Linked DNA regions of Homo sapiens: all the other regions are linked to region 3. A link is a loop called in an ENCODE intact Hi-C map of the cell type or tissue named here. Cell type or tissue: adrenal gland. All regions are shown on one strand. Links, peaks and the distances in the headings refer to the core of each region. The heading gives the core; the rest is flanking DNA.

Region 1 (9,849 bases), core at 2,950-7,949, 72 kb before region 3:
AACATGGAGAAACCCCGTCTCTACTAAAAACACAAAATTAGCTGGGCGTGGTGGCATATGCCTATAATCCAAGCTACTCGGGAGGCTCAGGCAGGAGAATCGCTTGAACCTGGGAGGCAGAGATTGTGGTGAGCCGATATCACGCCATTGCACTTCAGCCTGAGCAACAAGAGTGAGACTCCATCTCAAAAAAAAAAAATAGCCAGGCTCAGTGGTGCCTGCCTATAGTCCCAGCTACCCAGGAGGCTGAGACAGGATGATCACTTGAGTCCGGGAGATCATGGCTGCAGTGAGCTATTATCATGCCATAACACTCCAGTCTGGGTGAGAAAGTGAGACCTTGTCTCTAAAAACTAAACTGAAAAAAAATTTTTTAAATTTGATGTAGTCCAACTTATCTATTTTTAGTTTTGTCACTTCTGCTTTTACTGTAATACATTTGCTTTTACAAGTCATATTTAATAGTTTAATATTCAGATATTATAAGAAAGTATCCTTCCCATTTTGTGGTTAGAGAAAGTGAAAGATACAATATCTAGTATATATTGAGTATTCAAGAAAATGCAAGATAAAATACTGTTGTACATTTATTTGCTGAGTAGTGATATTGTAAAAATTATTATACCACAGAATTTTGTTCACCATAAATTCCATGTTCTGTCTAGCTTATCAATGATTCAACCTTTTATTCTGATAGATGGATTTTCTGACATAGGATTGATTTTTTTTCAAGATGTTTCACTATTTTAAGGCCAATAAATACATGGATGTTTTTCCTGTTTACAGGGGAATTCCACTCCTTTTCTTTTTCTTCAACTCTAAAGTACTCTTTCAGCAAATAGAATGTAATTTTATAGAATCAGAAAAATTAGAGACCAGGCATGGTGGTTCACACGTGTAATCCCAGCACTTTGGGAGGCCGAGGTGGGCAGATCACTTGAGGTCAGGAGTTCAAGACCAGCCTGGACAACATGGCGAAACCCCATCTCTGCTAAAAATATAAAAATTAGGCCAAGCATGGTGGCTCATGCCTGTAATCCCAACACTTTGGGAGGCCAAGGCGGGCGGATCACGAGGTCAGGAGCTCAAGACCAGCCTGGCCAACATGGTGAAACCCTGAACTAAAAATACAAAAATTAGCTGGGCGTGGTGGCTCACGCCTGTAATCCCAGCACTTTGAGAGGCCCAGGCGGGCAGATCACCTGAGGTCAGGAGTTCAAGAGCAGCCTGGCTAACATGGTGAGACCCCGTTTCTGGCCGGGCGCGGTGGCTCACGCCTGTAATCCCAGCATTTTGGGAGGCAGAGGTGGGTGGATCACGAGGTCAGGAGATTGAGACCATCCTGGCTAACATGGTGAAACCCCGTCTCTACTAAAAAACCAAAAAATTAGCCCAGCGCAGTGGCGGGCGCCTGTAGTCCCAGCTGCTCCGGAGGTTGAGGCCAGAGAATCGCTTGAACCCGGGAGGCGGAGCTTGCAGTGAGCCGAGATCGCGCCACTGCACTCCAGCCTGGGCGACAGAGCGAGATTCCGTCTCAAAAAAAAAAAAAAAAAGAAACCCATTTCTACTAAAAATACAAAAATTAGCCAGGCGTGGTGGCAGGCGCCTGTAATCCCAGCTACTCGGGAGGCTGAGGCAGGAGAATCACTTGAACCTGGGAGGCGGAGGTTGCAGTGAGCCAAGATCGCACCACCGCACTCCAGCCTAGGCAACAGAGCAAGATTCCATCTCCAAAAAAAAAAAAAAATTAGCTGGGTGTGGTGGCCCATGCCTGTAGTCCCAGCTACTCAGGAGACTGAGGCAGGAGAATCGCTTGAACCCAGGAGGCAGAGGTTGCAGTGAGCCGAGATCGCACCACTGCACTCCAGCCTGGGCAACAGAGTGAGACTCCAACTCAAAAAAAAAAAGAGAAAAATTGGAAACAAAGTCTCTAGCCACATAATGTACTTATCAGGGTAATTTTTTGTTTGTTTGTTTTTTGAGACAGGGTCTTGCCCTGTTTCCCAGCCTTGAGTACAATGGTGCAAACATGGCACACTGTAGCCTCGACCTCCTGGGCTCAAGCAATTTTCCCACCTCAGCCTCCCAAGTAGCTGGGCTTATAGGCGCATGCCACCATGCCAGGCTAATTTTTAATTTTTGTAGAGATAGGGTCTCACTATGTTGCTCAGGCTGGTCTCAAACTCCTGGACTCAAGTGATCCTTCTGCTTCACCCTCCCAAAGTGTTAGGGTTACAGGCATGAGCCACCACACTCAGCCCCCAGGGTCTTTTACAGGATGAATCTCTCTAATACACTTTTTAGTACCTTTACAGTTGTGTTCTAACTTGTCTAAGTGATGGAGTTTCCACCACTTTCCTTGGGAGAAGCTTTCCTATAATATCATAAATAACAGTGTGTCAGAGTTGTTTGTAATACATAGCCCATATTTTCGTTGTTTGGTTCAGTTTCTTCCATTTAAGCATTACATTACCTCCTTTGGATGGTGCAAAATACTCTGTCTGCCTCCCTTAGTAACTACCAAGCAACAGGACCTTAGTTAGTTCTTAGAATTACCTGGAAACCAGCAAAAAAAAAAAAAAAAAAATGTTTTTTACCTAGCAACAAATAAAGGAGGAGACCACAGAACAAACTGAAATGTGAGACTGAAATAAAAGTTATGCCTCACCGGGCAGATCACCTGAGGTCAGGAGTTCCAGACCAGCCTGGCCAGTATGGTGAAACCCCGTCTCCACTAAAAATACAAAAATTAGCTGGGTGTGGTGGCACACGCCTGTAATCCCAGTTACTCAGGAGGCTGAGGCAGGAGAATCGCGTGAACTCGGGAGGCAGAGGTTGCAGTTAGCCTAGATGGTGCCACTGCACTCCAGCCTGGAGGACAGAGCAAGACTCCGTATCCAAAAAAAAAAGCCTCCTAGTTAATGAAAAAGTTTTTGTGAAGGTAAATTCTAGAATTTGTAATATTTTAGGATAGCTTTTATTCAAGTGCCAGAGCATAGAGAGCTCACCAGGTTAAGATATGTTTTTCTGATAATCTTCCTGATAATCTACAAAACTAGAGCCAGCAATCTTCCTGATCTTCTTAGATCTACAAAGCCACCTACAACCGTAAGGATGTGCTGTTATCTCGGCTGCCATCAGAGATCAACTCCTTCATCTGGACTCTGGATTCCTTTCTCTCCTTTCTCTCTCACCTTCTCAAGGACTTTGGTCCAGCATTTATCCCCTCTCATCTGCAACATCACACTCTTCTCACTGGACACACCTGTGGTAGGAACACAAACTTTCTTTCATTTATGTACTTGTTTGTTTGTTTGAGATAGGGGTTTGTTCTGTAATCAGGGCTGGAGTATACTGGCATGGTCACTGGCTCACTGCAGCCCCGACCTCCTGGGCCCAAGTAATCCTCCCACCTCAGCTTCCTGAGTAGCTGAGACTACAGGCATGAACCATCACACCCAACTAATTTTTGTATTTTTTGTAGAGACAGGGTCTCCCTATGTTGCCCAGGCTGGTCTCAAACACCTGGCCTCAAGCGATCCTCCTACATCAGCCTCCCAAAGTGCTGGGATTACAAGTGTGATCTTTAAACACATACTAACTTGGTCAGGCGAGGTGGCTCGCACCTGTAATCCCAGCACTTTTGGAGGTTGAGGCAGGTGGATCACGTGATGTCGGGAGTTCGAGACCAGCCTGACCAATATGGAGAAACTCTGTCTCTACTAAAAATACAAAATTAGCCAAGCATGGTGGTGCATGCTTGTAGTCCCAGCTACTCAGGAGGCTGAGGCAGGAGAATCGCTTGAACCCGGGAGGCAGAGGTCGTGGTGAACCAAGATCACGCCATTGCACTCCAGCCTGGGTAACAAGAGTGAAACTCCGCCTCAAAAAAAAAACAAAAACAAAAACAAGTACAACAAAAAACATACTAATTTTAGGCCGGGCGTGGTGGCTCACGCCTGTAATCCCAGCACTTTGGGAGGCCGAGGCCGGCAGATCACGAGGTCAGGAGATCGAGACCATCCTGGCTAACATGGTGAAACCCCGTCTCTACTAAAATAAAAAAATTAGCCCGGCGTGGTGGCAGGCGCCTGTAGTCCCAGCTACTCGGGAGGCTGAGGCAGGAGAATGGTGTGAACCTGGGAGGTGGAGCTTGCAGTGAGCCGAGATCACGCCACTGCACTCCAGCCTGGGCAACAGAGCAAGACTCCGTCTCAAAAAAAAAAAAAATACTAATTTTAAAAACTCTGTAGCCAGCCTACAGTATTATGTTATAGCAGCCTGAACAGATTAAGAGAGGGAAGGGTCCAGGCTCAGTGGCTCACGCCTGTAATCTTTATGTTGCCCAGGCTGGTCTCAAACCCCTGGCTTCAAGTGATCCTCCTACATCAGCCTCCCAAAGTGCTAGGATTACAAGTGTGATCTTTAAACACATACTAACTTGGCTGGGTGAGGTGGCTCACGCCTGTAATCCCAGCACTTTGGGAGGCTGAGGCAGACAGATCACGAGGTCAGGAGATCAAGACCATCCTGGCCGACATGGTGAAACCCCGTCCCTACTAAAAATGCAAAAATTAGCCGGGCATGATGGCATGTGCCCGTAGTCCCAGCTACTCAGGAGGCCAAGGCAAGAGAATCGCTTGAACCCGGGAGGCAGAGGTTGCAGTGAGCCGAGATCATGCCACTATACTCCAGCCTGGGCAACAGAGCGAGACTCTGTCTCAAAAAAAAAGGAGTTGAGATCAGCCTGGGCAACATGGTAAAACCCCATCTCTACTAAAAATACAACAATTAGCCAGGTGTGGTGGCGGGCGCCTGTAATCCCAACTACTTGGGAGGCTGGGGCACAAGAATCCCTTGAACCCTGGAGGCGGAGGTTGCAGTGAGCCAAGATTGCACCACTGCACTTCAGCCTGGGTGACGGAGCGAAACTCCATTACAAAAAAAAAAAAGACTGTTTTGCAAACTCTCCTAAAGATTGCACCCAGAAGTTATAATGAAATCCTTATGAGCAGGTCGAGGAAATATCAAAAGCAAAACTCTTATCTGTGGAGAACCGAAGACTCTTAAGGGCAAGAAACTGAGGGAAAATAATCTGCTACAAAAGGTCTCAGGAAATAAAGATTCTTGCTGTGGACAGAAACAAAGAGAATATTAAAAAGTATTCATTATAGGCCAGGCACAGTGGCTCACGCCTGTAATTCCAGCACTTTGGGAGGCTGAGGCAGGTGGATCATGAGGTCAGGAGTTCGAGACCAGCCTGGCCAACATAGTGAAACCCCCATCTCTACTAAATACACAAAAATTAGCCGGGCGTGGTGGCCCATGCCTGTAATTCCAGCTACTCAGGAGGCTGAGACAGGAGAATCGCTTGAGCCTGGGAGGCGGAGGTTGCAGTGAGCCAAGATCACGCCATTGCACTCCAGCCTGGGTGACAAGAGCAAGACTCCATCTCAAAAAATAAAGTATTCATTATAAATATATTGACTGAATTTCACTGTCTGAGACTCCATATGAAAAGGCTAGGCCGGGTGCAGCGGCTCATACCTATAATCTCAGGACTTTGGGAGGCCGAGGCAGATGGATTGTATTAGAAACGGCAACCAAGAGACATATTAATTCATTTTTAAGATAAGCCTATTACATGCAGAGTGGCCTTGTTTGACATTTTTGCAAATCTCTTTAATGTCTGGCTTAATAGAAGACAGCTGAATTCTCAGATGTACTTCTGGGTCAGGTCAGTTGTGATGTGGCCTGGCAGGAAGTCTCTGGAAAACTCCCATATGCTCATGAGAGAGAGAGAATGAAGAGCAAATATCATCTCAGGATTATTATGAAAATAGCTTTGATCTCACAGATACCCTTAAAAGGTCTCGGGATCCCCGGGTCCTCAGATCACGGTTTGAGAACACTGTCCATTGGGGGCATAATCCATTTGCCATCAGTTTGTCACATACCTCCAGCAGGCCAAGGTGGGCAGATCACCTGAGGTCAGGAGTTCGAGACCAGCCTTGCCAACATGGTGAAACCCCCTGTCTACTCAAAATGCAAAAATTAGCTGCGCGTGGTGGCAAGTGCCTGTAATCCCAGCTACTTGGGAAGCTGAGGCAGGAGAATCCCTTGAACCCAGGAGACAGAGGTTGCAGTGAGCTGAGATTGTGCCACTCCACTCCACCCTGGGTGACAGAAAGAGACTCTGTCTCAAACAGAAATAGAAAAAAAAGAAAAAGAAAAAGAAAAGCCTATAAAATAATAGTTGTCAGCACATGGTCTCTAGGGAACTTTTTGGAGTGATTGACTTGTTCTGAAACTGGATTGTAGGAATGGTTGTACACCTATGTACATTTACTAGAAATTATCAAATTGTACACTTAGGTGCATTTTATGGTACATAAAATATACCTCAATAAAGCCATTAAAGAAAAACAACTCAAGTCCAACAGAGTCCAAAAGTAAAAAAAGAAAAAGAAAAACTCCAAGAGTCATATTCCAAAAAATTAAATTTTTATTACAAGGGGCCACACTTGTAATCCGAGCATTTTGGTAGGCTGAGGTGGGTGGATCACTTGAGGCCAGGAGTTGGAGACCAGCCCAACCAACATGGCGAAACAAAAATACAAAAATACTAAAAATACAAAAATTAGCTGGCCATGGTGGTGGTGCACACTTGTAATCCCAGCTACTAGGGAGGCTGAGGCAGGAGAATCACTTAAACCCGGGAGGTGGAGGTTGCAGTGAGCGGAGATTGCACCACTGCACTCCAGCCTGGATGACAGAGTGAGACTCTGTCTCAAAAAATATATATATATTAAAGCAGAATTGAAATGCTATTTCTCCTCCTCTTCCTCTCCTCCCTTCCTCTCCCTTTTTCCCCCCCTTTAAGGGCATCCAAAGTATGTGGATCATGGAAGTGCCTGCTTTGAAGATCTTTCTTTGCTAAGGATGAAGCTTCCAAGCTGGTTGTGCTGAAGGGCCAACATCTGGTAGTAATTTCATGAAAGGATTTTTTTTTTTTTGAGATGGAGTTTCACTCTTGTTGCCCAGGCTGGAGTGCAATGGCATGGCGCTATCTCTGCTCACTGCAACCTCTGCCTCCCGGGTTCAAGCAATCCTCCCCCCTCAGCCTCCTGAGTAGCTGGGATTACAGGAATCTGCCACTTTGCCCGGCTTTTGGTATGACCTAGAAACTTGTTTTTTGTTACAATACTTCTCAGTGTCAGAATAATATATATTGAATTCATCACTCATTTTTATGGTTGTTTCATATTCTCAGGACCTAGTAATAATAATAATAGTGAACTTCCAGGAATATATACTGAACCGAATTCAATCTAAGCAATTATGATTAAATACTTGTAAAAGTTAACTATAGTAAACCTCAGAGAAGATAGCCTCTTGCTTTTTTTTTTTTTTCATAGAGATAGGGTTTTGCTCTGTTGCCCAGGATGAAGTGGAATGGTGCGATCATGGCTCACTGTTGCAACCTTGAGCTCCTCAGACTACAGGGATGTGTCACCATGCGTGGCCAGCCCCCTGAGACAGGGTCTTGCTCTGTTGTCCAGTCTGGAGTGCACTGGCACAATCTTGGCTCACTGCAGCCTCAACTTCCTGGCTTAAGCTATCCCCTCACCTCAGCCTCTGGAGTAGCTGGGACTACAGGCATGGACCACCACACCCAACTAATTTTCTATTTTTTGTAGAGACGGGGTCTCAGTATGTTGTTCAGGCTGGTCTCCAACTCCTGGGCTCAAGGGATCCTCCTGCCTCAGCCTCCCAAAATGCTAGGATTACAGGTGTGAGCCACCATGCCCAGCTACCTCTTGTATTTTGAAATGACAAAAAGACCTTTTACATATTATATTTTCTCACTTGTTTTGTTCTACCATTCCTAAATGTCTTTCCAAACTGTAGTTTGTATCATGTAGTAAAGTTTAATGAAATATATATTTGGTCTTTTTCCCTGGTTCTGGCACAGGGCTCCTAAATTCCTTGGAATTTCCTGAGTGATAGGATTGTCTTTTGCTATTCATAAGGAGCCCCTTTAGAACACACCAGAGTCTATGCTAATGATGTGACTCAGGGTTGGGGCTGCTCACCAGAAAGACCAAATTAGAGGACTTTGATTAGAGGGTGGAAACAGCCCCACCCCAACCTCCTGGGAGGGAAGGGGGCTGGAGATGGAGCTCTATGAAAACTCCTGAACAAGGAGGTTCAGTGAGCTTCAGTACCAGTGGAGGGTGTCCAGGTTTTTGGCATTTTGAACAAAGAATTTAACAAGGGCCAGGTGCGGTGGCTCACGCCTGTAATCCCAGCACTTTGGGAGGCCGAGGCGGGCAGATCACGAGGTCAGGAGATTGAGACCATCCTGGCTAACATAGTGAAACACTGTCTCTACTAAAAATACAAAAAATTAGCCGGGCGTGGTGGCGGGTGCCTGTAGTCCCAGCTACTCGGGAGGCTGAGGCAGGAGAATGGCATGAACCTGGGAGGCAGAGGTTGCAGTGAGCCGAGATCACGCCACTGTACTCCAGCCTGGGTGACAGAGCAAGACTCCATCAAAAAAAAAAAAAAAAAAAAAGAGTTTAAGAAAACACACAACCAAGAAAAAAATGAAACAACAAAAGCAGAGAGTTATTGAAAATGAAAGTACATTTCACCAGGTGGGAGCGGGCCCCAGCAGCCACTCAAGGGCCCTGGATACAGAATTTTCTCCAGTCCAAATACCCACTAGAGGTTTCCCATTGGCCACTGGGTGTTCACCCATGTAAATGAGGTGAAGTAGTGGCCTGTAATCAGTCCGATTGGTTGCGGAAAGCAGAGGTGGGCGGATGATGAGGTCAAGAGATGGAGACCATCCTGGCCAACATGGTAAAACCCCGTCTCTACTAAAAATACAAAAATTAGCTGGGCGTGGTGGGTGCTAATGCTAATGCATTATAATTAGTGTATGATGAGCAGTGAGGAAGACCAGAGGCCACTCTCATCACCATCTTGGTTTTGGTGGGTTTTCCTGGCTTCTTTACCACAACCTGTTTTATTAGCAAGGTCTTTGTGACCTGTGTCTTGTGCTGTCCTCCTATCTCATCCTGTGACTAAGAATGCCTTAACCTTCTGGGAATGCAGCCCAGTAAGTGTGGGGGAATCACCTGAACGCAGGAGGTGGAGGTTGCAGCAAGCCGAGATGGTGCCACTGCACTCCAGCCTGGGCAACAGAGAGAGACTCTGTCTCAAAAAAAAAAAAAGGCAATTAATTAATTAATTAGAGGTACTTACAATTTCCCATCTGCCACAGAAAAGGTAGGGGTTTGCAAAGGGGTAGCCTCTGGTCCTTTTGTTACTTAGGCTTGGAAAGTTAGGATTTTCTTTTCAATTTAGTTCTAGGAAGTCAGCCCAAAACAGCCTTAGGTTCCCTGCCTCCAGACCCTGGTCTCCTGCCTCAAACATATCCACGCACTGCAAGGGTGGTGCACCTGCAGAGGGCAAGGAAGCTCCGCAGCCCCCCACTAAACCTTGTCCCATGCATCTCCTCCATTTGGCTGTTCCTGAGTTGTATTCTTTTTTTTCCTTTTCTTATTTATTATTTTTTTTTTTGAGACGGAGTCTCGCTGTGTCGCCAGGCTGGAGTGCAGTGGCGTGATCTAGGCTCACTGCAACCTCCACCTCCTGGGTTCAAGCAATTCTCCTGCCTCAGCCTCCTGAGTAGCTGGGACTACAGGCGCCCACCACCATGTCCAGCTAATTTTTGTATTTTTAGTAGAGACGGGGTTTCACCATGTTGGCCAGGATGGTCTGGATCTCTTGACCTTCTGATCCACCCGCCTCAGCCTCCCAAAGGGCTGAGATTACAGG
Region 2 (9,849 bases), core at 148-5,147, 76 kb after region 3:
ATAAAAAGGAGTGCAGGTGGCTGTGTTTGTATTCAGGGCCACTCGTGCCTGTCAAAGCGAGGCCAGCTTTCAAAGCTCTTTATTAGAATGGGTTGCATTTCCCAGACAGAGACCCATACAGGGAGCCACAGCCGTCCAGCCTCCAACTGCCGCATGTGACTTTCAGCAGTCTTGTTCTCCAGGTCCCTCTTGCACTACCTCCTAATTCTTCTAAAGTGAGATCAACTGCTTAAATGCTGGAGATTACATGGTGGTCGAGATTAGGTCCCTGCAAAGGCTGGGAAGAAGTGTGGCATCTGAGCGTGCCTCTTACAGATGCCCTTGGGTGTTTCCCTGAGAACGTGTTGTGGCCTGTGGAGCCAAGGCCAGTTCTCCCGTTGTGTGGACCTTTCACAGTGGTCAGGAGCCACTTCCTCACCATCCTTTCCTGACCAGCCAAGCTTCCTTCAACAGAGAGGCAGCTCTGAACTGTGTGTGTGTGTGTGTGTGTGTGTGTGTGTGTGTGTGTGTGTGTATGTATAGCAGGAGTGTGTCTCTGTGTCTAAATTGAAGGTATGTACCTTAATGTCTTTTCATTGTATTTGCCCCAATCAGATGTCATTTTCTGGGATGGCACCCACTTTTTGCAGAATGTGTGGTTGCCTACTACATAATAAATAACCATGGACCTGTCCCTTCACCATTCATTTGGATAGTTAATAGTTGCCTGTTGTTTCTTTTCTGTTTTATTGTTTTTGTTTTTTGAAATGGAGTCTCACTCTGTCGCTCAGGTTGGAGTGCAGTGGCATGATCTTGGCTCCAGGCAACTGCCGCCTCCCAGGTCCAAGCGATTCTCCTGCCTCGGTCTCCGAGTAGCTGGGATTACAGGTGTCTGCCACCTCGCCCAGCTAATTTTTTGTATTTTTTATAGAGACTGGGTTTCACCATGTTGGCCAGGCTAGTCTCAAACTCTTAACCTCAGGTGATCTGCCCGCCTCGGCCTCCTAAAGTGCTGGGATTACAGGCATGAGCCACTGTGCCTGGCCTGTTTCTTTTCATTTTCCTTTTTTTGGCTTACCTCTGACTTGGGCAGCTAATAGAAATTTTCTTAGGATTTGGAGTGGAAGCGCCACCCCATTTTAGACGCTGGAATGTTTATGGGAATAGCCAAGAGACCATAATTGAGAACCATCATTACTTTTGGTTCTCACGTTCAAGGACTGGATGAATAATTAGTGTGTCTAATTTAGTTGCAGTTTTAGTTTATGTAATTTAAACATAGTTTAATGGAGACCAGTTTTTGATCCCTACAGGGGAAAATAAGATTTCTCAAGTGAAATGAATCTGATGCTTGTCAGAATTGTGATAAAAATATAATAGCACGTTTGCTTGTATAGGCAACAAACAGAGACATACTTTAATATACTCGTTGAGCACCATGACTGAAATGTCTGTATTGTTTGGGTTGATTATGATTTATTCTCTCCAATTATGAGTTTGCTCCACACTGACACCCTTACTGCAGAGGAGAGAATTATGTAAGCCAGTCACGGTGTTTCTGTTTGGGTTGGAATGGGAAGGGTGGGAACATGTGCTCCTGGCTGCATTTCTGCTCCAGATCCAGCCCTGAGTGTGCCCTCTTGTTAGGCAGCAGGGCGGAATCAGCTCAAACTAGAGCTGGAAGAATTCTCCATGACCACGCTTTTTAGAAAAGACAAGTCAAGGGTCTTCTCTGTAGCGAGAAGAACTGTCTCTTGCAGGGAAGTGAGTTGAAGCAGGAGTAGCCTGGCTCCAAAATGCAGGCGCAGACGACACCGCAGGCCCACAGCTGGGCAGCCCAAGCCCTAGGAATCCCAGTGTGAGGTGTCCCCGGGACGGCGAGGCTGCACCAGCCGGGAAGACGGGGCGGCACCTATCAGTGCGAGCTGTTCATAGAAGGCTTGTTGGACAGGGCAACATTCTGTAAAGCCGGCCCCATGGAGGCGGTCTGTGATGGAAGCAGTCTTTGATATGGAACTGACGCTCCTCTGGGAAGCACCTACTGTGTACCTGGACCACTGGCTCCTGGGTGGATGCGGCGGCAAAAACCAGACACCAGTCCTTCCCTGGGCAGGGGTGGCTCTCTGAATGAATAAATAGATCTTGCCCTGGGACCCGGGGCTGGAGTGTGGTTTGTGATAGTACGATTGGAATAGGGAGAGCCAGAGCAGGAGTGATCTGCTTCCCACGTCGGCTAAGGACTGGTCGGCTCGAACCGGGTGGTCTGGGGCCCTGGGAGAACCTGCTGGGGGTGGGGAGGAAGCAACGCTGGCGCTTTTGTGTTTGGCGACACCTAGTGGCCAGGTCCTTGTATTTCACCCTGTCTCTCACCAGGAGAGAGCAAATGAAAACTAGCCCTTAGGCACAGGACAGAATTGGAAGGTTTTTACTCTTGGAAGCCCTAACTCCCAGCTCAAAGGCTTTACGGAGCATTTCAGATGTTCTTTGGAGAACACAATAGCCCAAGGCCCACTACTTTGAAAGTGTGAGTCCTTTGGAAAAGCTAAATTTGGTTATGGGAGACTGGGTTAGGTACTTGGTCTCTTAACACAATGACATTTGGGCCTAGATGGGTGTGGATATTGCAGAGTGGGAGAAGCTCAGACACCACAGGCTGTTTCACTATTCCATTTAGCCAAGCGGGCAGTATTTATTAAGTGCCTGCCAAGTGCTAGTCTCCCGGAGGACAGGGGTGAGCACAGCAGAGGGGGCCCTGGCCTTGGCAGTGGGCAGTGGGCAGAGACAATAAGCAAGTTCTCCAACAGGGCACTTTCAGAAAATCAGGACAGGCGGGCATGGTGGCTCATGCCTGTTAATTCCAATATTTTGGGAGACCAAGGCAGGAGGATTGCTTGAGACCAGGAATTTGAGACCAACCTGGCTGTGCAACATAACAAGACCTCTACAAAAAAATTTAAAAGTGGCAGGGTGTTGTGGCATGCTTCTGTGGTCCCAGCTAGTTAGGAGGCTGAGGCAGGAGGATCGCTTAAGCCCAGGAGTTCAGGGCTGCAGTGAGTTCTGATCATACCACTGTACTCCTGGGCACCAGAGCAACTGCCAGGGAAGGCTTCCCTAGGAAGGTGCCTTTACACCAAGACAAAGGATGGAAAGAAGCCAGTTCCTGGCTTAGGGGACACCCAGTACAAAGGCTGCCAGAGGGAAAGAGCTTCTCCGCATGTTCTAGAACGGACGAGTGCCAGGAAGGCAGAGCAAGGGGAAGAGGAAGAAGAGACAGGCTGGAGAGGGAGGCAGGGCTGACAGCGGAGCCCTGGCAGGGTCTTGGCAAGGATTATGAGATGCATTCTCAGGTAGGTTTAAGGTAGGAGTGATATCATCTGTTTTGGGGAGGATGAGGTGGGAGGATCACTTGAGCCCAGGAGTTTGAGACCAGCCTGGGCAACATAGCAAGACCCTGTCTCTACAAAAAAATGTTTTTAAATTAGCCAAGCGTGGTGATGTGCACCTGTGGCCCTAGCTTACTCAGGAGGCTGAGTTGGGAGGATTGCTAAAGCCCAGCAGGTTGAGGCAGCAGTGAGCTATGATCGCGCCACTACACTCCAGCCTGGGCGACAGAGGGAGACCCTGTGTCAAAAAATAATCAATAATAAGATCATTCTGGCTATTGTGTAGAGAAAAGGACAAGAAAGGAAGTAGGGGGATCATGAGGAGGTTACATAGTAACCCAGATCCAGGTGGCCACTGGGGAAGAGGTGGAGACCGCATCATCATCCACACCCAGGTTCGGGGTGCAAGGTTCACCCCACAAGGCTGTGTGGAGTCCAGCTCCAGATTGGCAGTGCTCCACATCTAGTGAAGTGGAAGGAAGTGAGAATGGGTCAGTGCGAGGAGTGATACCCCAGAACAGAGCTTCCCTGCTCAGCTGCACAGGAAATTATGGCCTTCCCCATGCTGGGACGCAGCCTGGCCCTGGGGAGTGGCTGGGGGTCCTTCTCATCAGAGACCATTCCTGAGGCAGTTTACTCCTCTTTCCTAGCTCCCAGTTATCACTTAGGCCATTTTCTGGGCCCAGGAGGAGGTGGAAGGGGAGCAGACAGAGTAATAGAGTCTGGGCTGTAGGGGTTTAGCAGAAGTTGCTGGAAAGAGACCTATGCCGCATCCAGCATGCAGCTGCTATTAGCTTATTGTGTGCACTTTTAGGATGAGGGCCCCATTAGCTTATGGGGAATGAGCAGTTGACAAGTACCTACAGGGAGGCTGCTGCCCGGGCTCTGGCACATTGCTGAGGCTGCCCTCTGCACAGAGAGCCACCCTGCCTGGGAAAGCCCGCTGGTCCAGGGTTTGCTGGTCCTGGAGGGATGGATGGTGTGAGGAGTGTTCTTGGCCTGCCAGCTTGGTTCCGTGGTTCTCCGAGCGCAGTTCCTTGGCACCAGGGCTGATAAGGCTCCACCCCAGCAGCTGCTGCGTTATTTCTGACTCATCCAGGAGTTACCAGTGTGTAACCCAAGCCCCTCCATACCCAGCTTCCTCTCCTCCAGCTCCTCCTGGAGGGAGGGGGCTCTGGACTTCTCTCCTGGGGACTTTCTACAGGTTAGGTCCCTGCTGCATGTGGACACGCTGCTGGCCTTCCCAGCTGCCTGCAGGAGCTACCCTCTGACAGGTGGGGTGGGTTTGTGAGGGCTGAGGTAGCAAGCCCTGCAACCCTGGGCCAGCGTCTTTCCATCAAGGGACCCCTTGGAGCCCAGCCCAGGAGCCACAACCCTGGCCTCTTAAACTTGTCAGGGGCTTTTGCCGAGGGAGCTGTCTCAGTGTTTGGGGGCTGGGCACTGATCTCACAGTTTCTCGAGCCAAAGGCCCTAACCAGTTGCCTCTGATCCCATCACTTTTTTGCCCCTTGTGGAAGTTGTTCTGAAAACCTGGGACATTTGGGGCTTCATGCACCACGTGTCCTGTGGCTTGTAGCAGGAGCTTTGCTCTGGGGTGATTCACAGGTAGAAACAACCAGCAGTCCAGGTCATCTCAGTTTTCCTGGACGCAGCAGCTTCATGCACAGAGGCAGCAGGCAGGCCAGCCCTTGCAGCGCCTGCTGGAGAACAGAGCTGCTCAGTTCAGCCTGCTGGGACCAGCATGGGTGAGAAAGGAACCCAGCACCTCGCCACCTGCCCCATGCTCCCAGAAGGGAGACTGTGGGTGGAAAGCGGCTCCTGGGAGGAGTGAGGGTCACTAGCAGGTGTCATTGTCCCAGTATGTCACATCCTGATCTCTTCCCTTTTGATGCTGTTGCTTGCTCTGCAGGAGTCCCCAGAGCCAGGCAGGGGGATGAACCGCGAGGGAGCTCCCGGGAAGAGTCCGGAGGAGATGTACATTCAGCAGAAGGTCCGAGTGCTGCTCATGCTGCGGAAGATGGGATCAAACGTGAGTGCCTGTGGGGTGTCAGGCAGCGGGCCCCCAGGGAGGGTCTCCCAGGGAGGGGCCCTGCTGGGCTATTGGAGGGTGGAGCCACTGCGGCTGCCTCCTGCGGAGCCACGGGCTGAGGAGGGGCCGCTGGGCCTGTGGCTTGGCTCTAGGGCTGCTTCTGGCCCCCTAGGCACAGAGCCCAGCACGTCAAGTTCTGGGGACACCCGACACTGCCGGATTGGGGCCAGGCGGGTGAGGGTCTCAAGGCCCTGACCTTCCTTTTCTCCCCCTCACAAGCCCGAAAGTCTTCTCTCCCAGGGGGCAGCTCAGGGACAACTTGTCAGGACAGGAGCTGAGGGGGCAGCAGGCATGCATGTGCAGGGGTATTTCTCAAAAAGAGTGGAGGGACATGGAATCGCCCCTCAGCCTTCCGGGCAGGACTTGTGTCTTCCACTGGCCCTATACTAGAACAGACCTTAATCTCAGATTCAGTCTGAGTGGCAAAGGCTTTGGACCCCTGGACCAAGTTTAAGGAGGGTGGGAGTGGGGTGGGCTGGCCCTGAAAGCAAAGGGGTCAAATCTCAGAAACAGAAGCCCGAGCAGGGACCAAGCAGGGACCAAGCAGGCCTAGGCGGTGCCTCTAGGGGTGCAGGTGCCTTTCAGGGAACAGGTGCATGCTGCCCCTCACCACAGCTCTCTCACCCTGCAGCTGACAGCCAGCGAGGAGGAGTTCCTGCGCACCTATGCAGGGGTGGTCAACAGCCAGCTCAGCCAGCTGCCTCCGCACTCCATCGACCAGGGTGAGTTGGCGGCAGAGGGGCTGGGGCAGTGGCACAAGTCCCAGGGGCACCGACTTGTGGTTCCCTTAGAAAGCGTAGCTCCAGCCCTCTTTGATGGGTGATCCATGAGACCCAGGGCTGACTAGGAGGGGCTACAGCTCTCTCCACCCACAGAGCTGAGCCAGGAAACCTTCGGAGCCTCCCACCTGATCCCATCTCCTTCCTCAGGTGGGAGCCAAAGACTCTACAAGACAAATGGCAGGATCCCTTTCTAAGGCCTGGAAGAGGCAGGAAATGGAGATGTCTGGGGGCGCTCATAACTGCAGAGACTGATTATTGCATTTCTTTAACCTTTGGCCTGACCCCTACCCACCCAGCACCCTGTCCAGGAGAGAGAAACTGCCCTTGTGTGCTAGAACAATGCTGTCACTGTTGTCCTGAGCACAGACCACATTGTGGCTGGTGTGGTCCTGGCTGTGGCCAGGAGGAATGCCCCAAAGGCCTGATGTCTCCGTGCGCCTGAGGGAGTTCTGTCTTTTTGGGGTGACCTCAACAAGTCAGCATGGTAACAGGCAGGATGTGAGTGTTTGTTGTGTAGCAGGCACCGTTGTTTCATTCTATTGTAGGTAGCTACTATTTGTATTATTAATACTTCCACTTAACAGGCAAGGAAACTGGGATTTGGGAACAGTAAGCCACTTGGTCATGCAGCCAGGTGGTTACTGGGGAGTCCCGGGATGTACACCTGTGGCTGAGGAGCGCTTCACTGTCTGCCATCTTGCCCATAACCCACATGGCTACTGGACAGCTCCATGTCCCTTGGCTGCTCAGCAAGGTTCTCCTTCTCTAGAAGGCTTCTCATGACACAGAGGCCTAGTATTCTGACCAGCATCTCCATAGAGTCCTTTCCTTTTATTCTCTTTATGCTTTGTTGGAATGATTGGCCATGAAATATTACAACCTGTGGCATGTCCAGACGCGAGCGGGCCCCCGAAAGCAGAGTGCTGACGGCTGCGTTTGCTGTGCTTTGAGGCTGGCATGCGGGGCCTGACCTAGATCACCAGCCAGCCCTTGTTCTCCTGGATGTCTTAGGGCTCTGTCCTGGCACAGGGGCCTGTTCCCAAGCACCGATGCTGGGTGTGACCTGGCTTGTGCACCCAACTCAGCAGAAACCTTCCAGGCAGTGGCTCAGGCAGCTCCCTGGGACAGCAGCTCACCACGCACAACCTGCCTGGGTGTGTCTGCCCAGGTGTGCCTCCTGGATCATGCGGCAGCCTGTTCTATGTGGCGTCGGCTCCCGCCCCATCCTGGGATCTCTTGGGTGAGGTCTCTTCTCTTCCAGGGCTAATCTGGGTTTCTAGCATGGCACCCTCTACCATGGCTTCTGACTCATGTCAACCTGAAACCTTCAGGCTTCTGAGTCCCTGGAGACTCACCTTCCTTCCCACTTAGTCTTGGTCACTGAGTTAACCTGAATTTGAGCTCGGATGGTAAGAAAGCCTCCAGTTGAATACTCTTGGGAAAAAATCAAAATAGGAGACATCAAAATGTAGGACCATATGTCAGTATAAAAAGCAGCAACAGGCCGGGTACGGTGGCTCACAGCTGTAATCCCAGCATTTTGGGAGGCCAAGGCAGGTGGATCACCTGAGGTCAGGAGTTCTAGACCAGCCTGACCAACGTGGCGAAACCCCATCTCTACTAAAAATACAAAAGTTAGCTGGGCATGGTAGCATGCAGGTGTAATCCCAGCTACTTGGGAAGCCAAGATCTCACCGCTGCACTCCAGCCTGGGCAGCAGAGCAAGACTCCGTCTCAAAAAACAAAACAAAACAAAACAAAACCCCAGCAACAACACACATACACACAAGACACAAGCTGTATATGCACATAGAAAAAAAAGCTGGTGGCCAGGTGCAGTGGCTCACGCCTGTCATCCCAGCACTTTGAGAGGCCATGGCAAGAGGATTGCTTGAGCCCAGGAGCTCAAGACCAGCCTGGGCAACATAGGGAGACCCTCTCGCTACAAAAAATACAAAAACTAGCTGGCTGTGGTGGCACACGTCTGTAGTCCTAGCTACTAGGGAGGCTGAGGTGAGAGGATCGCTTGAGCCCAGGAGGTTGATGCTGCAGTGAGCCATGATCGCACCACTGCACCCCAGCCTGGGCAACAGAGGGAGACTCTGTCTCATAAATTTAAAAAATTTTTAAAAGACAAAGAAGCTGGTGGAATATATACCAGACTGTCAGAAATTTTGTTTTTGACAAGGGGTGCTGGGCGTGGTGGTTCATGCCTGTAATCCCAGCACTTTGGGAGGCCAAGGTGGGCAGATCACCTGAGGCCAGGAGTTCAAGACCAGCCTGGCCAACATGGCAACATCCTGTCTCTATTAAAAATACAAAAATTAGCTGAGCATGGTGGCAGGTGCCAGTAGTCCCAGCTACCCAGCTACTTGGGAGATTAAGGCAGGAGAACCGCTTGAATCTGGGAGGCGGAGCTTGCGATGAGCCAAGATCACACCACTTTACTCCAGCCTGGGCAACAGAGCTAGACTCTGTCTCAAAAAATAATAATAATAATAATTGTTAGGGGATAGGACTATATAAGAAACTTTAACTTTCCAAGTCACACATTTTTGTAAAACTAATATTTTAACATTGTACATTTGTTTCTTTGTCATAAGGGAAAGTTAAAAAAAATATTTTTAGGAGAACTCTTGCCTAGCCGAACCCACAGTTAAGAATAAAAATGAGCTCTGCCAAGTTGTTGAGGAAGGTCAGTGACCCCACTTAGCTGTTGACCTTGCCCTGAAACTGCTGAGCAGTAGGAGCAAGCTGGCAGCTGTGACCAACTGTGTGGGCCGTGGAGTCCAGGCCCTTCTGGGTGGGTGGTGTCTGTCCACAGCTACTTCTTTCTCCGGGGAGGGGTCTTCTGGAGCTGAAGCTGGAGCCAGGGAAGACCCCAGGGAATCGTTGCGGAATAGGTGGTGGGAGTCACTCCCTGCTGCTGGGGCGCCCTGTGGACTGCCCCTACCTCCATAAAGATACCTCTAACCTGGCTGCCGGGGCCTGAGCCACACAGACCTGAGCTGCAGGAGGTTCTGAGAATTCTGTGGACTGGGAGTGGAGAGGGGAGGGGTCAGCCATGTCTGGAAGAGTTTCATAAGCATATTTATTTTCTTTGCGAGCCTAACGACACCACAAACAAACACAACAACAATAACAGCAGAACTGCAATCAGCCCAGTCCCATACTGGGCTTACCCATGTGAGGGCAGGACCCTGCATCTGCCTGTGCCATGTGGGCAAATGGATCTCTGTTAAAATCTCACCTGCCCACCTTCTCCATCGCAGAGCCAATCTCAGCTGATGCTGCAGGATCCTGCTGTCAGAGGCTCAGACACTGCTTAGGTGGAAGAAGCCCTGGATTGTTGTCTCCAGGGACTGGGGCAGGATGCGGGGGCCAGAGCAGGGTGCAGAGACTGCCATAATGAACCCCAAAGGCCTGGAGCCTGTGGGTAATGGCCTGGCGTGCACCTCCTGCCCACTAGGTGGCGCTGTCTCTCAGCAAATGCTCCAGGCTGCTTTAGGTGTTCCCTGAGCCAGAGGAGGCTCCATCTACCCCGGGACTCCTCTAGCAGGGGGTCTGAGGCAGACCCTCCAACGGACAGCACCCGACCTTGGTCCTGAGGGTCTGG
Region 3 (9,849 bases), core at 4,804-9,803:
TCCCTGGAGACCAGTCCCAACGGTCTAGCGTTAGCTTATGTCTGCAGGGCTGAGGGTGACAGGCACGCCCGACCTGATTATTACTTAATATGTTCTTTCAGATTCTGTCTTCGAAATTATTCTTAGCGGAAACAGTCTGTTAATAACTTTAATTCTAAAAAAAAATCTGAAAACTGAGAATCTACTTAAGCGAGGGGGAGTGACAGGAAGCTGCAACACTCCTTGTAATTAGCCGAACTCAAACTCACCAGCTTCTATTACAGAAAGTCTGTGTAAAATAAGTCATTTTTCCTTACTAGAAGTCAGAATTCCCATGAAATAGTTTTTCACCAAAATCGCAAATTAACGTGAATTTAAAAACTGGTAAATAAGGGCTGGGCACGGTGGCTCACACCTGTAATCCCAGCACTTTGGGAAGCCGAGGCGTGGATCACGAGGTCAATAGTTCGAGACCAGCCTGGCCAACATGGTGAAGCCCACTCTCGCGTGGTGGCGCATGCCTGTAATCCAGCTACTCGGGAGGCTCAGGAAGGAGAATTGCTTGAACCCGGGAGGTGGAGGTTACAGTGAGCCAAGATCGCGGCACTGCAAGAAACAGAGTGAGACTGCGTCTCAAAAAAAAAATGGTAAACAAGACTGGGCACGGTGGCTCACACCTGTAATCCCAGCACTTTGGGAGGCTGAGGTGGGCGGATCACCTGAGGTTGGGAGTGTGAGACCAGCCTGACCAACATGGAGAAACCCTGTCTGTACTAAAAATACAAAATTAGCCTGACATGCTGGTACATTCCTGTAATCCCAGCTACTCAGGAGGCTGAGGCAGGGGAATTGCTTGAACCTGGGAGGCAGAGGTTGCAGTGAGTTGATATCCCACCATTGAACTCCAGCCTGGGTGACAAGAGCGAAACTCCACCTCAAAAATAAAAATAAAAAGGCCAGATGCAATGGCTCATGCCTGTAATCTTAGCATTTTGGGAGGCCGAGGCGGGTGGATCACAAGATCAGGAGTTTGAGACCAGCATGACCAACATGGTGAAACCCCATCTCAACTAAAAATACAAAAATTATCCAGGCATGGTGGCATGTGCCTGCAATCCTAGATACTGAGGAGGCTGAGGCAGGAGAATCGCTTGAACCTCGGAGGTGGAGGTTGCAGTGAGCCAAGATCACACCATTACATTCCAGCCTGGGTGACAGAGCGAGACTCTGTCTCAAAAAAAAAAAAAAAAAAGGTAAACAAGGCCAGGATCAGTGGCTCATGCCTGTAATCCAAGCACTTTGGGAGGCCAAGGTGGGCGGATCACCTGAGGTCAGGAGTTCGAGACCAGCTTGGACAACATGATGAAACCCCATCTCTACTAAAAATGCAAAATATTAGCCAGGTGTGGTGGCACACGCCTGTAATCCTAGCTACTCAGGAAGCTGAGGCATGAGAATCGCTTGAACCCAGGAGGTGGAGGTTGCAGTGAGCTGAGATCATACAACTGCACTCCAGCTTCAGTGACAGAACAAGACTCTGTCTCAAAAAAAAAAAAAAAAAAAGGTAGACCAATCACTTGAGGTCAGGGGTTCGAGATCAGCATGGCCAACATGATGAAACCCCATCTCTACCAAAAAATACAAAAGCTAGCCGGGTGTGGTGGCACGTGCCTGTAATCCCAGCTACTGGGAAGGCAGAGGCCCAAGAATTGCCTGAACCTGGGAGGCAGAGGTTGCAGTGAGCAGAGATCGCACCACTGCAGTCCAGCCTGGGTGACAAAGTAAAACTCTGTCTCAAAAAAAAAAAAAAAAAGAAAAGAAACATGGTAAACGTTATTTATTTACCAGTGATGACACTAATAACTCTTACTATTATTTATGGACTATTTTGTAGCATTTATTTACAGTCATGGTAAAGGAACCAAGGTTCTCAAGAGAAGTGAGTTGCCTACAGCCAAGATGAACCCAGTGCCAGAATAAGAATTAGAGTTCAAGGATTAGTGCCTTCTGGTGTTACGCGTATACCATAGATTTCCTGTAATAAGTAATAAATTAATGTATCACCCAGTTTATTGACTTTTAGGCCCAGATCTTCCCAATATTGCAGCCAATCTCTCCTGTACAACCTGGTTAGTAATACCATCTTTACCTTCTTCACAATTGGTAAGTGTGTAGTTATCCGTCAAGCATTTATTAAGTATCTACTACAAATAGTAGCCAGACACTGCTACAACAAAAATTGGTAGGACAGAGCTCTCTGCTCTTCAGGAACTCATAGACTAAAATTAAAAAAACAACTCACATCTAAAATTCAGGTGAAGGGAATCTTTAAAAACTTCCTAAGTATCTCTTTTAGTTGTTTTTGCTTTTTGTTTTTTGAGATGGAGTTTCACTCTTTTTGCCCAGGCTGGAGGGCAATGGTGCAATCTCGGCTCACTGCAACCTCTGCCTCCCAAGTTCAAGTGATTCTCCTGCCTCAGCCTCCCTAGTAGCTGCAATTACAGGCATGCGCCACCACACCCAGCTAATTTTGTATTTTTAGTAGAGAAGGGGTTTCTTTCTTTTTTTTTTTTTTTTTTTGAGACAAAGTCTCGCTCTTGTCCCCAGGCTGGAGTGCAATGGCGCGATCCCAGCTCACTGCAACCTCCGCCTCCCGGGTTCAAGCGATTCTCCTGCCTCAGCCTCCCGAGTAGCTGGGATTACAGGTGCATACCACCACGCCCAGCTAATTTTTTGTATTTTAAGTAGAGATGAGGTTTCACCATGTTGGCCAGGCTGGTCTCAAACTCCTGACCTCAGGTGATCCACCAGCCTCAGCCTTCCAAAGTGCTGGGATTACAGGCGTGAGCCACCGCGCCCAGCTTAGAGATGGGGTTTCACCATGTTGGTCAGGCTGGTCTCAAAGTCCTGACCTCAGGTGATCCACCTGCCTCAGCCTCCCAAAGTGCTGGGATTACAGGCGTGAGCCAGCGTGCCTGGCCTCTCTTTTAGTTGTTCTATAATTTGAGTACGGAACCAAATTAAGTTAAACATAAATTCCTTTTTTTTTTTTTTGAGATGGAGTCTTGCTCTGTTGCCAGGCTGGAGTGCAGTGGTGTGATCTCGGCTCACTGCAACCTCCGCCTCCTGGGTTCAAGCGATTCTCGTGCCTCAGCCTCCTGAGTAGCTGGGATTACAGGCACGCGCCACCACACGAACCTAATGTTTGTATTTTTAGTAGAGATGGGGTGTCACCATGTTGGCCAGGATGGTCTCAATCTCCTGACCTTGTGATCCACCCACCTCAGACTCCCAAAGTGCTGGAATTACAGGCATGAGCCACCATGCCTGGCCCAAATTCCTTCTGCTATAAAATTCTTTAGTGTTATAATATTAAAGTATCGGGTTTTTCATTCAATAAATAGTCATTGATCAAGAGATGATTCTGCGTAGAAAAACAAGGACAATGGCAACTTGAAGTCAAAAAGTGATACAGGGCTGGGTCCAGTGGCTCATGCCTGTAACCCCAACACTTTGAGGCTGAGGTGGGAGGATCGTGTGAAGTCAGGAGTTCAAGACCAGCCTGGGCAACATGGTGAGACATCATCTCTACAAAAAATAGAAGAAGTTAGCTGGGCATGGTGTCATGCACCTGTAGTCCCTGCTACTTGGGAGGTTGAAGTAAGAGGGTCACTAAAGCCCAGGAGGTGGAGGGTGCAGTGAGTCATGTCATTGCACTCCAGCCTGGGTGACAGAGGGAGGCCCTATCTCCAAAAAAAAAGGACACAGAGTTGGTCTCTATTCTCAACATTCTGAAATGTGGAGAAGTTTAAGAAATATTTTAGCTAATCTATCTTAATTATATTTTCCTTTGAATGTGCTTTTAAGAGTGATGTATGGGCCGGGTGCGGTGGCTCATGCCTGTAATCCCAGCACTTTGGGAGGCCGAGGCAGGTGGATCACCTGAGATCAGGAGTTCAAGACCAGCCTGGCCAACATGGCAAAACCCCTTCTCTACTAAAAATACAAAAATTAGCTGGGCATGATGGCACGTGCCTGTAGTCCCAGCTACGATGGGGACTGTGGCAGGAGGATCGCTTGAACCTGGGAGGCGGAGGTTGCAGTGAGCCAAGATCGTGCCACTGCACTCCAGCCTGGGCAAGAGAGCAAGACTCTGTCTCAAAAAAAAAAAAAAAAAAAAAAAAAAGAGTGATATATGATTTCAGCAAAAACTATGTCCGAATTTTTTAAAATGAAAAAATAGGGCCGGGTGTGGTGGCTCATGCCTGCAATCCCAGCACTTTGGGAGGCCAAGACAGATGGATCACCTGAGGTCACGAGTTTGAGACCAGCCTGGCCAACATGGTGAAACTCTGTCTCTACTAAAAATACAAAAATTAGCTGAGCGTGGTGGCACACGCCTGTAGTCCCAGCTACTTGGGAGGCTGAGGCAGGAGAATCACTTGAACCCGGGAGGCAGAGGTTGCAGTCAGCCGAGATCATGCCACTGCATTCTAGCCTGGCAACAGAGTGAGACTCCGTCTCAAAAAAAAAAACAAAATTAGCTGGGTGTGGTGGTGCAGGCCTGTAATCCCAGCTACTCAGGAGGCTGGAGCAGGAGAATCACTTGAGCCTGGGAGGCAGAGGATGCAGTGAGCTGAGATGGCGCCACTGTACTCCAGCCTGGCAACAGAGCAAGACTCCGTCTCAAAAAAAAAAAAAAAAAGCCCGCGCACAGTGGCTCACACCTGTAATCCCATTTTGGGAGGCTGAGGTGGGTGGATCACAAGGACAGGAGATCGAGACCATCCTGGATAATGCAGTGAAACCCCGTCTCTACTAAAAATACAAAAAAAATTAGCCAGGCGTGGTGGCGGGCACCTGTAGTTCCAGCTACTCGGGAGGCTGAGGCCGGAGAATTGCTTGAACCTAGGAGGCAGAGGTTGCAGTGAGTCAAGATCACGTCACTGCACTTCCACCTGGGCGACAGAGCAAGACTCCGTCTCAAAAAAAAAAAACATGCATACAATCTATATCAAAGGAAAAATTAGTTTGCCCAGACTGGACATTTCTGTTCCACAGCAGGAAGGGAAGGAAACAAATTGCATTTAGGTTTGCATTCAAGAATCTGTTTCTAGCCGAGCGTGGTGGCTCAAATATGTTTCTAGCCGAGCGTGGTGGCTCACGCCTATAATCCCAGCACTTTGGGAGGCCAAGGTGGGCAGATCACCTGAGGTCAGGAGTTCGAGACCAGCCTGGCCAACATGGTGAAACCCTGTCTCTACTAAAAATACAAAAAATTACCCAGAAGTGGTGGTGCACACCTATAATCCCACCTACTAGGGAGGCTGAGGCAGGAGAATCACTTGAACCCAGGAGGCAGAGGTCACCGTGAGCTGAGATTGTGCCACTGCACTCCAGCCTGGGTGACAGAGTGAGACTCTGTCTTAAGAAAAAAAAACAAAAAAACAAAGAATATGTTTCTTTCTGAGATGATTAAACCTAAAAACTGATGCTGTTCCTCTGTCTTTTTAGGTTTTACTGTGCAGTTTGTTCAGATGGAGCCATTGCCACGGGCACTGAAGTGGATGTCTTCTGCATTTGGTGTGGGATCCTTCAGTTAAGGAGTCTGCACTATGGTGTTAACAGTTTTGGCAACAGACTGTGTATGTTTTTAAACAATGAATTTCTTTTTTTTTCTTTGAGACAGAGTCTCACTCTGTCACCCCAGCTGGAGTGCAGTGGCGCAATCTGTGCTTACTGCAAGCTCCGCCTCCCAGGTTCACGCCATTCTCCCGCCTCAGCCTCCCGAGTAGCTAGGACTACAGGTGCCCGCCACCATGCCCGGCTAATTTTTTGTATTTTTTTTTAGTAGAGATGGGGTTTCACTGTGTTAGCCAGGATGGTCTGGATCTCCCGACCTCGTGATCCACCCACCTCGGCCTCCCAAAGTGCTGGGATTACAGGCGTGAGCCATAAACAAAGAATTTCTAAAGGCTTATCTTAATCTGAAAGTTTGGCTGTAAATAATATGTCTTCAATATTTATTTTCTACTGACACCAAAAGAAGAGATATGTGGAGATGGAATACCTGATTAGGCACATGTCACAGTTAAAACATTTCACTGGGGAAAGTTTAAAAATTCTACAAGAGATTTTTGTTTTTGTAGGTGAATTCTACTTTACTAGAGCTTCGAAAAGTAGTTAAGATATTAATCAACAGTGAAACAGGCCGGGCACAGTGGCTCACGCCTCTAATCCCAGTACTTTGGAAGGCTGAGGCAGGCAGATCGATTGAGCCCAGGAGATGAAGACCAGCATAGGCAATGTGGAGAAACCCCATCTCTACAAAAATTACAAAAATTAGCTGGACCTGGTGGCACGTGCCTGTAGTCCCAGCTACTTGGGAGGCTGAGGCAGGAGGATCCCGTGAACCCAGGAAGTCAAGGCTCCAGTGAGCCATGCTCACACCACTGCACTTTGGCCTGGATGACAAAGCAACATCTTGCCTCAAAACAAACAAACAACAACAACAACAACAAAAAAAAACTGAAGCTGTTGGATTGGGTTTGGCACAGTATACAGCAAGACTTCTATTTCTTGCTAAATTGGCACCTTCATTTAAATCCTTGTGGCAAAACATTTTTAACACATTCTGATTAAAAGACAAAGTATTCCTCATAGCACCTTTTCTCTCTCAAATGTAGGAAACAACAACCCCTGAACTTTACTACTTGTCTGTGCTCCTGTCGGTGAGCAGCTTAACTTCTACAGGTAAGCAAGAAAACTTCCCAAGTAACCAATCCTTGTCAAAGGCTTACCAGTCCTTCGAGGCAAGTAACTACTCAACCAGCACTGTGACTGTGATGTTGCAAGGAGAATATTAAGCTCTAGTTCCTCTTTTTTTTTTTTTTTTGAAACAGAGTCTCACTTTGTTGCTTAAGCTGGAGTGCAGTGGCGTGATCTTGGCTCACTGCAACCTCCTCCTCCTGGATTAAAGCAATTCTTCTGCCTCAGCCTCCCCAGTAGCTGGAATTAAAGGTGTGTGCCACTATGCCTGGATAATTTTGGTATTTTTAGTAGAGATGGGGTTTCGCCATGTTGGCCAGGCTAGTCTTGAACTCCTGACCTCAACTGATCCACCCGTCTCAGCCTCCCAAAGTGCTGGGATTATAGCTGTGAACCACTGTGCCCACACCCTAGTTCCTCTTAAAGCAAGAGATCCAAGAAGCTAAGAAGTATGAAAAGCAAAGCAAAGAAAACGGGGGGAGGGGAGGGTTAGGATGGCATATGAAAAGCCATCCTTCTCACGTTACTTCCACTGCATTTAATGAGATCCTATTCTTTATCCTGTAGTGCTTTTGTCAGGCCTGGGGCTGATCTGGCGGGCCAGGGTGACCTGTCGAAGGCCAGATGCTAACCCAACAGTCTGAGCCATCTGGGTCCTGTTTTTCCTGTCTGAGATACTCGTCTCTACCAGGCTGGGCCTGTCCCAGCAGCACTGCCACCTATCGGCCATCACACGACCATCTCCTATCCTGCTATTTCAGCTGAACAGCAGGGCCAATAACAGGAAGCATGTCAAAATCAGTCATTTAGTAGAAAACTGCATTATGCCAGGCGTGGTGGTTCATGCCTATAATCTCAACACTTTGGGAGGCCAAGGCGGGCGGATCACTTGAGGTCAGGAGTTCGAGATCAGCCTGACCAACATGTCAAAACCCTGTCACTACTAAAAATACAAAAATTAGCCGGGCATGGTTGCAGGTGCCTGTAATCCCACCTACTTGGGAGGCTGAGGCAGGAGAATCACTTGAACCCGGGAGGCAGAGGTTGTAGTGAGCCGAGATTGCGTCACTGCCCTCCAGCCTGGGTGACAGAGCGAGACTCTGTCTCAAAAGAAAGAAAAAGAAAGCTGCATTTAAGTATTAATGAGCACTCACTGACAATGGATAAAAAGAAACAGTTCCGCTGAAATCACAGGACTGACATCATAACCCAATTCACCCCAAATAAAGATCTCCTATCAAATACTTTCACAATGATTATTGTGATTTTCTAAACCTCATTTTTTGTTCAATGAAGTTAAGTGGCATCAGCTGGGAGACTGCTATAGAAATAAGTGCTGAAAAAGAGGAAGGAAAATAGAAATCTTAGTAATGAACAAAGGTTTAGTTTCAAAAGACCCCAGTAATTCAGATTGTGTATTTAAACAAGGTCAATTTATTGCTTCTTTAAGAATGTAGTGGGGCCGGACACGGTGGCTCATGCCTGTAATCCCAGCACTTTGAGAGGCCGAGGTGGGCGAATCACTTGAAGTCAGGAGTTTGAGACTAGCCTTGCCAACATGGTGAAACTCCGTCTCCACTAAAAAAAACAAAAAAATTATATATATACACATACATATATATATATACACACACAAAAATTAGCTGGGCCTCTTGGTGTGTACCTATAATCCTAGCTACTCGGGAGGCTGAGGCAGGAGAATCGCTTGAACCCAGGAGGTGGAGGTTGCAGTGAGCAAAGATTGCACCACTGCACTCCAGCCTGGGTGACAGAGTGAAACTCCATCTCAAAAAAAAAAAAAAAAAGCAGTGGAAGATTTTAGAGTAAAAATAACCACAACCTCCCCCTTATAGATTATAACAATCTTCTGCATCATGACAGCTAATTGTTTTCTAGAGAAAATAGCTAAGTGACCTGCATTGTGTTTTGTCTTTCTCTTTTTTTTTTTTGAGACAGAGTCCTGGTCTGTTGCCCAGGCCGGAGTGCAGTGGTGTGATTTCGGCTCGCTGAAATCTCCGCCTCCAGGGTTCAAGCGATTCTGCCTCAGCCTCCCACGTAGCTGGGATTACAGGTGCCTGCCACCATGCCCGGCTAATTTTTGTATTTTTAGTAGAGATGGGGTTTCACTATGTTGGTCAGGCTGCTCTTGAACACCTGACGTCAGGTGATCCACCTGCCTCGGCCTCCCAAAGTGCTGGGATTACAGGCGTGAGCCACCATGGCCAGCCGTGTTTTGTCTTTTTACTTCAGTGTATATTTAACAATTCCGGGCCAGACACAGTGGCTGACGCCTGTAATCCCAGCATTTTGGGAGGCCAGGTGGGTGAATCACCTGAGGTCAGGAGTTCGAGACCAGCCTGGCCAACATGGTGAAACCCCGTCTCTACTAAAAATACAAAAAATTAGCCAGGCATGGTGGCGGGTGCCTGTACCAGCTACTTAGGAGGCTGAGGCAGGAGAATCACATGAACCCAGGAGGCGGAGGTTGCAGTGAGCTGAGATGGGGCCATTGCACTCCAGCCTAGGCAACAAGAGTAAAACTCTGTCTCAAAAAAAAAAAAAAATTCTGAAGTATTTTTGTTAGGGACTAGTTACTCACAAATGGTCCCAATGTCATTAAGGACTGGATACCACTTCATTTTGAGACAGGGTCTCGCTCTATCACCCAGGCTGGAATACAATGGCACAGTCACTGCAACCTCCACCTCCCGGACTCAAGCCATCCTCCCACCTCAGCCCTTACCCCAAGTAGCTGGGACTACAGGTATGCCCCACCAGACCTGGCTACTCTTTTGTATTTTTTTGTAGAGATAAGGTTTCACTATATTGCCCAGACTGGTCTCGAACTCCTGGGCTCAAGCAATCCGCCCACCTTAACCTCCCAAAGTGTTGGGATTACGAGCATGAGCCACCTCACCTGGCCGACAACTCCATTTCTTGAGAAAAAGAACAGTACTAATGGGCAAGAAGAACGTATTCAGTATAAAATCTCCCAAAGTATCTCTGACAGGCACAGCACCTGAACACATGGAAATGACTGTTCATCTGTTCTCATCTGGAGAGGTTACCTAATATATACCCACTATCCCTTGACGCCACCAA

Evidence for each region. Peaks named below come from ENCODE experiments on the same cell type or tissue, not always from the same donor. Only the 100,000 strongest peaks of a DNase experiment are listed, where the experiment ranks them.
Region 1: it touches region 3 in a loop (4-fold over the local background); 82 of 110 quality-filtered maps call a loop at or near these places.
Region 2: a loop joins it to region 3, with 2.3 times the contacts of the local background. A loop is called at or near these places in 77 of 110 quality-filtered maps.

Annotation. Positions count from the first base shown.
Region 1 is chr1:10,017,976-10,027,824 of GRCh38, reverse strand. No RefSeq gene overlaps it. Among named protein-coding and RNA genes, the nearest start is that of UBE4B, 10 kb to the left of the region's middle. In adrenal gland, for the core only: no CTCF peak of the experiment used is centred there; no DNase peak of the experiment used is centred there.
Region 2 is chr1:9,867,511-9,877,359 of GRCh38, reverse strand. CTNNBIP1 (catenin beta interacting protein 1) reads left to right here. Exons shown (of 6, transcript NM_020248.3): 4 at 5,272-5,391; 5 at 6,083-6,173. The coding sequence starts at 5,296. Among named protein-coding and RNA genes, the nearest start is that of CTNNBIP1-AS1, 24 kb to the right of the region's middle. RefSeq lists a silencer at 2,205-2,404 and enhancers at 4,150-5,077, 5,078-6,006. In adrenal gland, for the core only: CTCF peaks have their summits at 2,099 and 2,315 (motif pointing left); a DNase peak (open chromatin) is centred at 2,129; H3K4me3 peaks cover 414 bases.
Region 3 is chr1:9,948,114-9,957,962 of GRCh38, reverse strand. All of the region lies in intron 1 of NMNAT1 (nicotinamide nucleotide adenylyltransferase 1), which reads right to left. It also overlaps the pseudogene TMEM274P. Among named protein-coding and RNA genes, the nearest start is that of NMNAT1, 9.6 kb to the right of the region's middle. In adrenal gland, for the core only: CTCF peaks have their summits at 7,260 and 7,478 (motif pointing left); a DNase peak (open chromatin) is centred at 7,372; H3K27ac peaks cover 1,397 bases.